Regions from separate parts of the Mus musculus genome. Here region 1 is linked to region 2. A link is a contact called in ENCODE Hi-C or POLR2A ChIA-PET data. All regions are on one chromosome and are shown on one strand. Each heading gives the region's core, a stretch centred on a gene start or an enhancer-like site at or near the end of the contact. The rest is flanking DNA. Distances are from core to core; before and after follow the strand shown. Region 1 overlaps Tbck (TBC1 domain containing kinase). Region 2 holds the start of Ints12 (integrator complex subunit 12).

Region 1 (6,385 bases), core at 457-2,956, 280 kb before region 2:
AAACCACAGCTTAGCTATGTTTTCTTTTTGGCTATTGGTATAGATAGGTACAGCCTTCAAATGAGCCTAAGGAGCTCATTGTTTACATTATTTAAATTGGTTCGCATGGGCTGAAGAGATGATGGCTCAGTGGTTAAGAGCACTGATTGCTCTTCCAGAGGTTCTGATATCAATTCCCATCAACCACACAGTACCTTACAATCATCTATAACAGGATCTGATGCCCTCTTCTTGGTGTCTGAAGACAACTACAGTGTACTTATATACATTTTAAAAATAAATAATTCTAAACTAGCTAGCCCAGAAAACAGGCCAGCACAGAGATATCTAGGATTTTATAAGCGGTGAAGTTGGTATGGTCTGATGAAGAGGCTTAGTACCCCTGAGTGCAGTGCCTAATAAAACACTGTTAATATGAGCACTCATATATTTACCTATATGATATAATTGCATAATGCATGGGACTTGTTTTTTCCTATCCTTTTTAACTACTTTTGTATATTGTTGTATAGGCAGTGTTAGCTACCCTCATCCTTGCTGTGACCCAATACCTAACACAAAGCAACTTAAAGGGAAGACAGCTGCCTGTGGGGTGGTGCACTCACTGTAGCACATCTCTGAATGTGAAAATCACTTACCCCATATTTGTGAGTTAGCTGACATGCAGTGGAATTCTTAAACTTAATAATTAAATGCAGAAAGTATAGGTATTTGCCTATATTAGGAAAGCAGTGCATCTCATTATTTTCCTAACTACATACAGAAGTATGTATGTTCAGCTCCAAGACCACAGTGCTAGGAGAATCCCGTACAAACTCATCTTTCACAGCAGAAAAATGCAGTGAAACCAGAGTACCTAAAGCATTAGAGAGTTTATCTCAGCACACTTGACAACAACAAAACAAACAAAAAAGCTTACATATATGTGTGCATATATTTACGTGTGTATATGTGTACATATACACTTAAGTATATTCTTGTATTTGTATCTTCACAAATACAAAATGTGTTCAGTATATTGTCAGCTTATCCAGAATCAGCTAGGAAACAAAGCTCCAGACAGATCTGTAAGAGATTCGTTTCTAGGCATGCCTGTATGACATCACATTGAGAGGGAAAGAGGCTAAAAGTGGGTGGTACCATTTCTCGGGCTTGGGTCCTGGGCTACATGAAAAAGAAGACATTATCTGAGCACTGAGCATGGGCGTTCACATCACTGTTTCCTGATCTTGGTGCAGTGTGACTTGCTGCTTCATCGTCTTGCTGCCTTGATTTTTCTGTCATGGTAGATTGAACTAGGAGGTAAACACACCCGTTCTTTCTTGTGCTGCTTTTTCCCCAGTATATTTTGCCACAGCAACAACAACAACAAAACAACCAAACAAGAAACTAAGATACTCAGTATTTGTGATTTTGAATCTACAGTTTTTACAAAACACATTCAGCTACATCCCGTTACAGTAATAATGTGATCACCTCTACGGTGTCCAGAAGTTCCAATACATCTTACTGCCACCCAGATAAGGATTTGTGTTGTGAGCAATGAACATAATTACCGAGGACCAAAGGTCCGTAAGTAACCAAAACTGTTTTCTTCCCTGTCAAACATACTAAGACAAAAGAGACTGCTTGTTGTAATTGCAGTGACTGTAACTAGGCCTGGCTCTTTCTCCTCTGCTGTTTGCCAGAAACGCAGTTATGGGTAGGAGATGGGGAGGCTTGACAGTCCTGTGTGTCCAAACATCTGTGCTCACTCAGTCTCTGCCTCTTGACAGTGTTCTGGGAAGGGTGTCCTTAGATGGTTTCCAGGACCGTTCTACATGAGGAAACTGTGGTCTAAGGCCCTGCTCCTTTGTGTTTTGTTTCCTAAAGCATGATGGGAAGAACGACTTGAAGTATTTTGGGGTTTGGACAGAACTTTCCTCTTCTCCAAAACTCTTATTTTCATCATATTTTGTCAAGCATTTTGACATTTAATCCCCATTTTAAAAAATCAAACCATAAAGCATAACTAACAGAAAATTCTGCAAATAACAAGTTTATAACATACTTTTAATGACTAAAAGGCAATATAGACAAGTCTCCTTTAAAAGTATATACTAAATATCATGTAAAAATTATTCCTATGTGTCTTTGATTTTAGATAATGATGTTGAACATTTATATGCAGATGAATTACTTTTAAAACCATATATTCACAGAATTTAACTTTGAGCAGTTTTTCTTCTAAAGTAGATGATTCTAGTTTTTTTATATACGGTATTGTATTATTCTATATAGAGGCATTCAAATGTGATTTTTATGTTCTAAACACATCTAATGAGTCTTTCCTCATTTTTGAGAAAGAAAATAAGATTAATCCAAGTTTGCCTCAAGTACCTAGCTCTGCCCTCCACACCATCTTCCCTGCCAGCTATAGCATGAAGTAGTAGGATTATCTAACACAAACATCATGGCCAAGGGGCACCCTGTCCCTAGGGCATGTCTGAGGCTGTTCAAACAGGAAGGAAGGAACAGGTGGGCTGTGTGGACATGCCTGCCCCTGCGCTTAGCTAGGATAGATCTGCATTGATTTTGCTGCTGTAAAACTGCTAAGTCAGGTGGATCTCAGTCCAGAAGTGCTGGCTGAGAAACACAAGGTCCTACTGCAGCTGCTGCAGGCCTGCTGAGAAGAAATGAGCGGCCGGACTCCTGGTTGGCATTTTAAATACCACTCTTAAGATATCTACTGAATATTTTTAAGTATTTTCAGGATTCTTATTTTTAAAGACCCCATTGTTCCTGAAGATTACCATTGAGACTCTAGGATAATTGTTTTTGAGAGACTAATGCCACCCGGGCAGTGGTGATGCACACCTGAAGTTCAAGGGTCCTCGACCTGTGTTTATAAATAGTCTCCCCATTCTACACTTCTCTAAGCAAGTCCACTGAGATTCCAACATGAATTGTATCTCACATTTCTTTTAATATTCATATTAAATGTTTTCTTGTGCCTGCTACCTTCTAGAAAGGAGGAGCCCGGATCTGTCCACTCTCCTTGAGTGAGGAGCGGGGAAGCCTGCAGCCTGAGCTCATTGATAACTACTGTTTCAACATAGATGGTTCCCTCCCACACTGAGACATGCAGAGGGGAAACAGTACTTGCTCGGGTCATAGCCTTTTAAACTATCACTTGTCTTAGTCCCTTATGTGACAGTTTAGGGGAGGGGGCTCTATTGAATACAGAGATGGCCTTTCATGGTAGTCAACAGTGATTATTATTAAGAAAGGAGCTATAACCCAAATTTCTCATTAACTAGGTACACAGTTTCCTTTGTGCTTTTCCCCACAGCAGCACTCAAGTGCAAATCCAGTATCCTGCTTTTCTGCTTAGAATACATGGGTTTTCCTTACTGGCAGAAAAAATATCGTTCTCACAAACAGCACAGGCACAGTCCAGCCTCCACCTCCCTTTATCTCACACTTAAATTCCACGGTGTTGTCCTTCCCCGCCTTAGCTGGGTATATGCTCCCTCCGCCCCACTGTGACTACAAAATCTCCGCCTCAGCTCCCCATCCCTCCTCCACTTCCTTCCACTTCTTTGTCCTAACTTCTATCTGTTCTTCAGGATTTAACCTTACCATCACCCCCTCAGCAAACCCCGCCCCATCCTCTCAAACCAATGTAATCTACCCAGTAGCTCATACCTCTCTTTTACAGTTTTCTGGGTATAACCATGTCCTTTTAATTTCCAAAGTTCTATTTTTAATTAATTCATCCGATCATACTCTAATTACTTAGTAAAGAGTGTGTGTGTGTGTGTGTGTGTGTGTGTGTGTGTGTGTGTGTGTGTGAGCTCCTGCTTAATGGATGACTTTATTTCCTAAACTAACAGTGATAGTCACTTTGAGCATCAGAATTCTAAAGTATAAGAAGCATAAGATATGGCACCTTCTGGAGGATATGAACTCAGAATAATGGATATGTCAGCTGAGTTTGCTGGACACATTAACCTGCAACAGAACAGTTTCCAGCTGGGGCTGGTGACCTCTAACAGTTCTAAATGAAGTCTGACTTAGCATCTACTTTGCAAATATTTTTCAGTATCAAATTTGCCCTGAGACAGTGGACTTTGAACTATGCCCGGTTGTGCTGGTGAACATGATAGCACACAGGCTGTAGCCAGTTGAGGACCATGGCTTAACTGGGTCAGGGTTGCTTTCAGTTTCCACTGATGAGTACGTCTCTTCCTTTCTCTGTTCCACTTTATTCTGAAATTTAATTTTCTTCCTCCTTAGAGAATCTCACTTTGTTCAAATAAAATACTCAGGTGAACATGGAAATTTTTTAAAAAACAGTTTTCCTTAAGCTCCCTGTCAGCTTCGTTCGCGGGCACATTGCAGGCAGCATCAACATCCCATTCAGCGCAGCGTTCACGGCAGAAGGAGAGCTCAGCCAAGGCCCTTACACCACCATGCTGCACAACTTCAAGGGGAAAGTCATTGTGGTTGTAGGCCACGTGGCTAAGCAAACAGCTGAGGTAAGTGTCCCCAGAGATGTCCTCAACTGTTCCTGCCTACTGTCTAGGTTGTCGAAAATGTGTTTCTTCAGAGATAAGTTTCTTATCTTTCTTCATAGATAAGTCTAACTGTATGGATCTGTCTGCATTCTTACCAAGAGGAGCAGGCCTCTTATGGAAGCCTTCTTCCCCCCACACACAGTCCAGTTTTCAGCATCAGGATGAATAGTAGGAAGCTTAGGAAACCCCAATAGTAGCTTCTGATGTTGTTTGTCAAAAGTCTGCATGTTAAGACCTTAGTTGTAAGTTGGGTAATACTAAAAGGTCGGACTTAAGAGTGGGCCCTAGTGGGAAGTCCTGTGGTCAGTGGAGGTCTGTCTATGTAAGTGCCTGTGGGACCGAGTGTGAACACCAGTGGGACTTCTACAGTACTACCATCCACAGTGGGCACTGACTGTAGGCCTTTGGGCTCCCTGCCTTTGCAACTATGAGCTAATTACACCTCCTTTCTTTATAAAGTTAGCTGCCTCCATTACCAACATTATTATGTTATATGAAACATAAATTAATATGATGGCATAGGTTTTCAGGGTTTTTGGTTTTTGTTTTTTTTTTTTTTCTAACTGGTTTTTTGACATTTCAAAAGCACAGAGAGAACTTCTGTGAGAGCAGCAAGGCTGAGCGCAGGCTCTGAAGCTGCCCTGGTGGGGCCTGTTGGGCTTGGGAGACTTCTTTACCCAGAAACTCAAGGGCCAAGTGTCCGTCAGATCATGAAACAAGAGTTGAGCAGATTGAGAGAGGAACTGCTGAGTAATTCTAAGCAAACTGACAAATAAAAAGTACATGTGATGACCAAAACTGCCACCATGAGGGGAGGGGGGGAGAGAGGGAGGGAGGGAGGGAGGGAGAGAGAGAGAGAGAGAGAGAGAGAGAGAGAGAGAGAGAGAGAGAATATGAATGAGAATGGAGCCTGCTGTGATTGGTAAGGCAGGCCTTTAATTCAAACACTTGTGAGTCAGAGACAAGTGGATCTCTTTGAGGTCAAGGACAGCCTGGTCTAAACAGCAAGTGCCAGGGCTATGTAGAGAGTCCCTGCCTCAAAAGAAAGAGAAAAAGAAAGAAAGGAAAGACAAGACAAGACATCAGAGACAGCTCTTGCTTTCTTGCTCTAACTCTGTCCTCTTTTCCCTTTACTCTCTCTCTCCATTTCCCCCCCCCCGCCCCCCCCTCTCTCCATGTGCTTATAGCCGGCCTCTGCTTGCTTGCTCGGTTTCTTTCTCCCTCTCCCTCTCCCTCTCCCTCTCTCTCTCCCTTTCTCTACTACCCTCTCAATTTCCCCTCCCCATGTCCTGAATAAACTCTATTCTATACTTTAAAAAAAAAAAAGACATCAGAGACTACAGCATACAAAAGCCAAGCAGAGCAGGGTTGCAGATGACATCTTCAGAGTCAGTAGAGAACGTAGCTGTTGCGCTGATGCAGAGCCTGACCCATCCAAGCCTTTCCAGAAGGTGTAAAAGAATTTTCCCCAGGAAAGTAGCAGTTACTAGGGGAAGACAGGCTGAGCTGTCCCAGCTTTACCAGTCAAACAAACCCCATGGTGCTAGGGCAGAATGAATAAGGAGACCAAGGAAAAGTCAAGGAAGAGCAATATTTGTTGGAAAATCAGGAGTGGAGTTAAAAGTATTCCCATTCAATTTCCTTTATGTCTCTATTAAAGGGACAAACTTTAAATATGTTGGGTTTTTGTTTGTTTTTTAATGTGGGCAACATGAGAATGTGAAGAATTTTAGACATAGTCTTTAAGTATCCAAAACTTGGTGGGCAAGATGGCTCAGTGGGTAAAGGTACTTTCTCCAAGTCTGACAAGGTGAGTCTAGTCTCTG
Region 2 (5,853 bases), core at 455-2,954:
CTTATTTTATGATTACAAAGCTTTTAACTCCTGCCTCCCAAGAAATGTTCATAGAAGAAACCAGTAAGTCACTTTGCATTCAAGGATAAAAACAACACATACCAGGCAACAGTCTAAAATACTGATGGACACCAGGGTAAGTCCCAAATGTTTTTATGGCTACTAAATTACTGCTATTAATAAGGCCAAATGGATTATTGTTTGTGCTTATTTAAAACCATGTGCTGTTGAAACAAAAGCTAGAAAACATAAGAGGTTTAAAACAAAACTCCTTAAGTCCATAACCACAAAGCTTTTAGTTTTGTTTGAAATGGGGAAATACATAGTATTCTTTCCACTCCCCCGGCCCCGGACCTCACTGCATCCCATTTTCCCTTCCTTGAGAGCCCACCCCTTCATGGCCCCTTACTAGTTTAAAGGTGTTTTTCATTAGTACTATAGAACAACGTTCAAACCTCAATCTCCTTTTTGAAGTTAGGCCTCTTTAAAATGATTGAGTCACAATTTCAGCAGCGTCAATGGCAGTGTATGCTCCTCAAAGTGCAGTTTAACACTCATATAGCTTAAAGTTTGATCTACTAAATATGACAGCAAATCAGTTGTATTGTAACAGTTTATTCTCATGGCATTTCAAGACCATATTTACATGTTTAAAGTCACTTCCAGTTCTTGCTTTTTAAATTGTGGGACAGCACGAGGGAAACTTGACAAATGCCACCATCTTTAGCAATAATGTGGTACGAGATACACTCGTTTATTTTTTCTGACCTTAAGGAATTTATGACAAAGGATTTGGTGGTGAGTATGGCGGGGGATGGAGATGGGGTGGTGTAATTCCCCAGTCAAAGTTAGAGAGGTATGTATTAGGGTATTCTTTTTTTTTTTTTTTTCTTTTTTAATTTAAGCCAAAGCAGTTCTCGTGCAAACTCAAGCTTTCTGTTCGTGCTAATAATGGAAGGGCAACGCTGCTTTGGTGGGGATAGCAAATGTCCCCAAATGCAGCAGATCCTAACTGTAAAATAGTACGCATGTACAGCGTCCAATCAGGAAGGGCTGCGACGTAAAACTATGTCTTTGGGGAAAGTTAAGTCGTGCTCCAAGAGGTCTTTTTTCCTGCACTTAACTCAAAACGACCACACAACCCCCTACCAGGCAAAGCTGCCCTGTTGCTCTACCCACGCAGGGAAAAGACTAGAGGGATGGCTCGCAGCCGAGGGGCCCACGCGTCACTCAGCGGAACGGCGCGAAGCCCGTCCATCTGCACCCACAGCAAAAGCCTGCGGTGAATGTGGGGCTGGCAAGACTCTCAAGGGCTGCGAGCCGTCACCGGTCCCACCCTGGCCTCCAAGCCCAGCCCCGCCGACCCCTGAGGGCGAGCGCGGATCTCAGGAGGCGGCGGGGGGACGAGCGGCCCGAGCGCCCTCTTTACCTGGTCGCAGGGGCGCGGCCAGGCAGGGAGGGCGCGGGAGCATGCGGGCGACGACGCGGGCCACCGCGCCTTCCCGCCCAGCTCGAGCCGGGACTCCGAGGCTACTTCTGGAAGCCGCGGCCTGAGGAGGAGCACTCGCCTCCCAGCGAGGCCCTGAGCAGGGGAAAGGGGGCAAAAAGAAGGAAGAGACAACGTGTCTGCGCGTCCCCCGCCCAACGCCATTCATAATCCGGCGGACCGGAAGGAGTGCCCTACGTCACTTCCTGCTGTCTCACTCGGAAACGTTCCCCTTCCGACCTGTTGCGGGAACCTTTGTTTCTCTCTTCTTAAAGCTGGTGAGGGCGGGGACGGATTCGAAGAGAGCTACCGGGAACCGACCGAGTGGCGGGGCGGAGCGGTGAGTGGTGACGAGGGTCCCCGCTTCCTGGCGCCTCGGGGGGAGGCTCGAGACCCCGCGAGGGGCGGCCGGAGCGGAGCTCCGTGGGCTGTCGGTCTCCTCCCTGCTGGAGGGGAGACCTCATAATTTGCGGGGTGGTTGCGTGGCTCCGCCTGAGCGCTCCTCCTAGTCTGGAAGGACTGAGTGAGGAGGGCGCCGAGGACGGTGGCCCGGGGGACCGGGACCGTGGAATTGTCCAAGACCTTTGACCGAGGGTTCCGGAGACCTCTGTACAGCTCCCGTTTTACATCTCTGTTCTGGCCTCCTTGAGAAGGACTTACCCCTATTCGAGGCCGCCCCCAGTGTGTTTTGATTCCATCAAAGAATTGGCATTTCGAAGTGTCTCTTGACTCTCCTTAGCTTCTCTAGCGCTTGGGTTTGTTTTGGAATTGGGGTTTTTACATCCTGAGTTTCCAGACTTCCCCAAAGGCGAAGCACTAAATGGAAAGAAGAAGTTAATTGGAAAGGATTACAGAATCTTGCAGAAACACGAATGGGATGGTCTCGAGTGTTGTAATGAGTATTGCACTCTCTGCAGTTTCCTTTATCTCATGCACTAGCAGGTGATCAACTTAGAAGTTTGTTTGAAACTAGTAGGCAGGGTGAAAGAGATCTGAGAGAAAGCATCTATTTAGGTAGGGGTGCTCAATTTTGTTTGGGGACATCACAGCAGCCTTGAAAAGGACCATTTTGGCAAAAATCCAGTTGATTCAATAAATATTTTTTAAAAACACCTGTGAAATGCTACTTGCCAGGGAAATTCCTGCATTCCCCCTCACATTCCCCCTTCATAAACTTCTGCTCTCATAAAAGCTATACACTAGTGAGATTAATAATTAAAGACAAATGAAAGAGTAGAAAGTGAATGTTGCAGGTCAGAGCACTGTACACATCCCTACCCATAAAATAGACGATTGTCTTGCTTTTTTGTGTTTGAGTTATGTTGAGAGGAAAAGACAGTTGCATTTCATGAATGCCTTTTGCTGAAGTGACTAGAACTGTGTAGAGTAAAAGACAAGAATATTAGACTTCGGTGAGTTAGCTGAATATAATAGTCTGGTCATTGTTTTCAGAGTAACAGAGAAATAAGAGGAAGTGAGAGAAAAACCATACAGAGTCATCTGCCTTGAGATGGTATTTGACAACAAAATGCTCATGACTGCTGAAGAACAAATTGGTAGTGAGACTAAAGCAAGACAGAGCATTGGAACAATAGTGGCAAGAATGAGAAAGCCAGGGAAAGAGAGGTCCAATACCAACTTAAATGTAAAAATACAAAGTATCCCTCTTGTATTCACCTGATCTTAAAATAGGGGAGAGTAGCTAGAGCTAGAAGGGGACTTGGAAAAGGGAAGCTGGACTTAAAACTGACTTGGAGAAATAAAGAGTCAAGAGGCTGCAAGAGGTCCTGTTCAGTAGGAAAATGTAATTGTTCTTTCTGGAAAGATGGGAAGTGAGTTGACCAAACAAGCATGAGAATGCTAAGTGTGAAGCATGCTAGATAGGACTAATAACCTGGAAGAGAATATGGTATTTCTTTCAGTGGCACTTGTTTGGGTGTAGACGGGAGAAGATGCCAAATAGAAGCATGTCTACACAGTAGGTAAACCTTAGAGCAGTGGGATAAGGATGCTTAGAGAACTGGAAGAGAGTCACGGAACGGCTTGTTCTAGAGTGGAAGCCGAACAGGAAGGGAATAGCATACTGCCATAAACAGAGGTAAGCGATGCGGGGAGATTATTGTGTAGGCTGGCAGTTGCAGTGTGTCTTGCATAGCTACAGGTACTTCCTGGTGTGCCCCAACCATCCCTCCCACCAGCGCTAGCTATCACTGCCACATCCTAGGTTATTGATAGTTTTACAGTAATAAGTATTCATTTTCTTCCTTTCTTTGTTTTAAACAGTGCTTAGGTTTTTAAAATAAACTCACACTTAACATATTCTTTCATCTATCTTCCTGTTCTCTATTTACATGTACATTGTTTATGCCACCTACTGCTTCTCTTTGGTTTGAAAAAGAAATAGGAGCAAGAAAGAAGGGGGGGGAGGGAATTAACTAAAAAAAATATTGTCTTATAATACCCCAGATATCTTCTTGAGTTAAAACAGTGGAGAAGGAAAAAAAAAAAGGAAGATATAGTTTGCAAAGAAGGAGGCTGTTGATTGTAGTCATAGAGAATGGTGTAGCAGACTTCACATTTCACTAGCTGAAAATGAAGCTTTCTGTTAATGAACTAAATAAAATTATTTATAAAATGTTTTAGAAGATCATAATATATGCTTAATTAAAGGTAATGTCAGGGAGAGAGAAAGAAGGGCCTGGCCCTAATATTATGTAAATAAACCCCTGAGGTCAGAGGTTGATAAATGGAGTCATGGAATTTCTAAGCTGAGCAATACAGAAGAGGTTCTATCTGAGTACTGTTATAGCTTTTCTGATGGAACAAGTCAGAGGAACACTTCCGTGTTGGGAGCTGTAAAACATGATGTCATTAGTGAGAATAGTAAAGACAGATAGATAGTGCTTGAGGAAAAAGGAGGAACTATAGAGGAATGTGTTATTAATGACTGGGCTAATAAAGCTAGTTTGAGGAGGGTGAAGGGCTGAGCTCAGTAAAAACACTGGATGGATTTGCAGGATGAGCATCTGTGCTTTAAAGAAGCCATGATGTATTGGGAGAAAAGGGAAATTGGAAGTTGCTGGATAGTTTAGAATAGTGGTCTCTAAATCTTTCTTATACACACACGCTCACGCACAAACACACAACATTCCACCATGTGCAGAACTGGGTTTGAAAGATGTCAGTAATTTATGGCAGGGGTGCACAGCATGTTAAGTCTTAGAAAAAGAACTAATTCTGAGGTTCCCCTTAGAGTATTGCTGTTGACAAATTTTGTAGACTTACACCATAGGTTACCTAATTTATGGGCATTTCATTTGTGATGACAGAATTACATAGCAGTACTTTGCTTCCATTTTTCCAAAGAGAAAATATAAAGTAGTGCCTCTGTCCCGTTGTAAGTATTTGTGTAGGCATCACTATTTGCTCAGTAATCTGTAAGACAGACTGCCCTGGGTTAAGTAAACTAGTGTGTCTACAGCTACATAAAATAGGTCATAGAAAGGTTACACTGTGTTTTTCTAGCTGAAACAACAGGTTTACCTCTTTAATCATGGAAATTATAGTAAATGAATTTTCCTCATCAGTGCATTTTCAAATAATCCTCCTGTCATTCTTTGAGATACTATATGTAATATAATTTAAAGCAGCAGTGGAGCCGATTTCATTTTCTTAAATTCTCACTAATATAACTGAGGTGTGGTTACTTTTTCTTTCTAGAACTCTAGCCTTCAAACTCACTATCCAGGCAATCCAGACAGATCAGGGTTTAGTAGAACATAGAATTAGTAATAATTTTTAATTATCAGATACCTTTTTAGAAACTTATAAAAAGCCTGGTGTGTATGTGCGCGTGCATGTGTGTGTGTGTGTGTGTGTGTGTGTGTGTGTGTGTCTGTCTGTCTGTCTATCTGTCTGTCTGTCTGCGCAGGGTATGAGGAGGAAAACAGACGGTATAAGTGAAACCTATTTTCAGCCTGTGCTTTCATATGCCAAGATTCAATGTACAGCAAGTTTGAATGGCATTGTAAGCCCTTGAAAACGGGAGCTTACTGTGGAATTGGGGAGAGACCTTTAACTGTAGCTCTGTAGCTGTTTCATTACTATGCCTTTAAACTTAAGGATAGAAGAGGATTTAAAACCTCAGTATATCGATCAAAGAATTGGACACCAAGGGTATGTTTTTATTTTAATAATTCCTTGCCAAGAAGGTATTTGGAAGAAGGACAACCAGAAATAGAAGCACGTGATAACATTGGTATCAACTGAAAACAAAACTTGTGTGTTGAGAACTTTGCAGCCCTTTGATGTGTGGCTCCACTGTCTGGCCTGTTGTTTAAGCTCCTTAGGACAGCAGTGTTAGACCT

What was found. Hi-C counts contacts between places; a loop is a spot of excess contacts on that map. ChIA-PET counts read pairs that join two places held with the same protein, here RNA polymerase II (POLR2A).
Region 1: a map of v-Abl transformed pro-B cells shows a loop between it and region 2 (2.5-fold over the local background). The contact joins the enhancer-like site here to the promoter of Ints12 in region 2. A Hi-C loop is called at or near these places in 2 of 37 maps with a recorded cell type or tissue (both v-Abl transformed pro-B cells). POLR2A ChIA-PET finds 5 or more read pairs at or near these places in 1 of 5 experiments (Patski).

Annotation. Positions count from the first base shown.
Region 1 is chr3:132,810,830-132,817,214 of GRCm38, forward strand. Tbck (TBC1 domain containing kinase) reads left to right here. Exons shown (of 26, transcript NM_001163455.2): 25 at 4,361-4,520. Among named protein-coding and RNA genes, the nearest start is that of Gm30294, 37 kb to the left of the region's middle. Within about 2 kb of position 1,707, at least 1 of the 3 ENCODE cell types and tissues checked has a DNase peak (open chromatin) inside an H3K27ac peak, as active enhancers do.
Region 2 is chr3:133,090,151-133,096,003 of GRCm38, forward strand. Ints12 (integrator complex subunit 12) reads left to right here and starts at 1,705. Exons shown (of 7, transcript NM_027927.4): 1 at 1,705-1,826. It overlaps Gstcd (glutathione S-transferase, C-terminal domain containing), which reads right to left and starts at 1,675. Exons shown (of 12, transcript NM_026231.3): 1 at 1,430-1,675.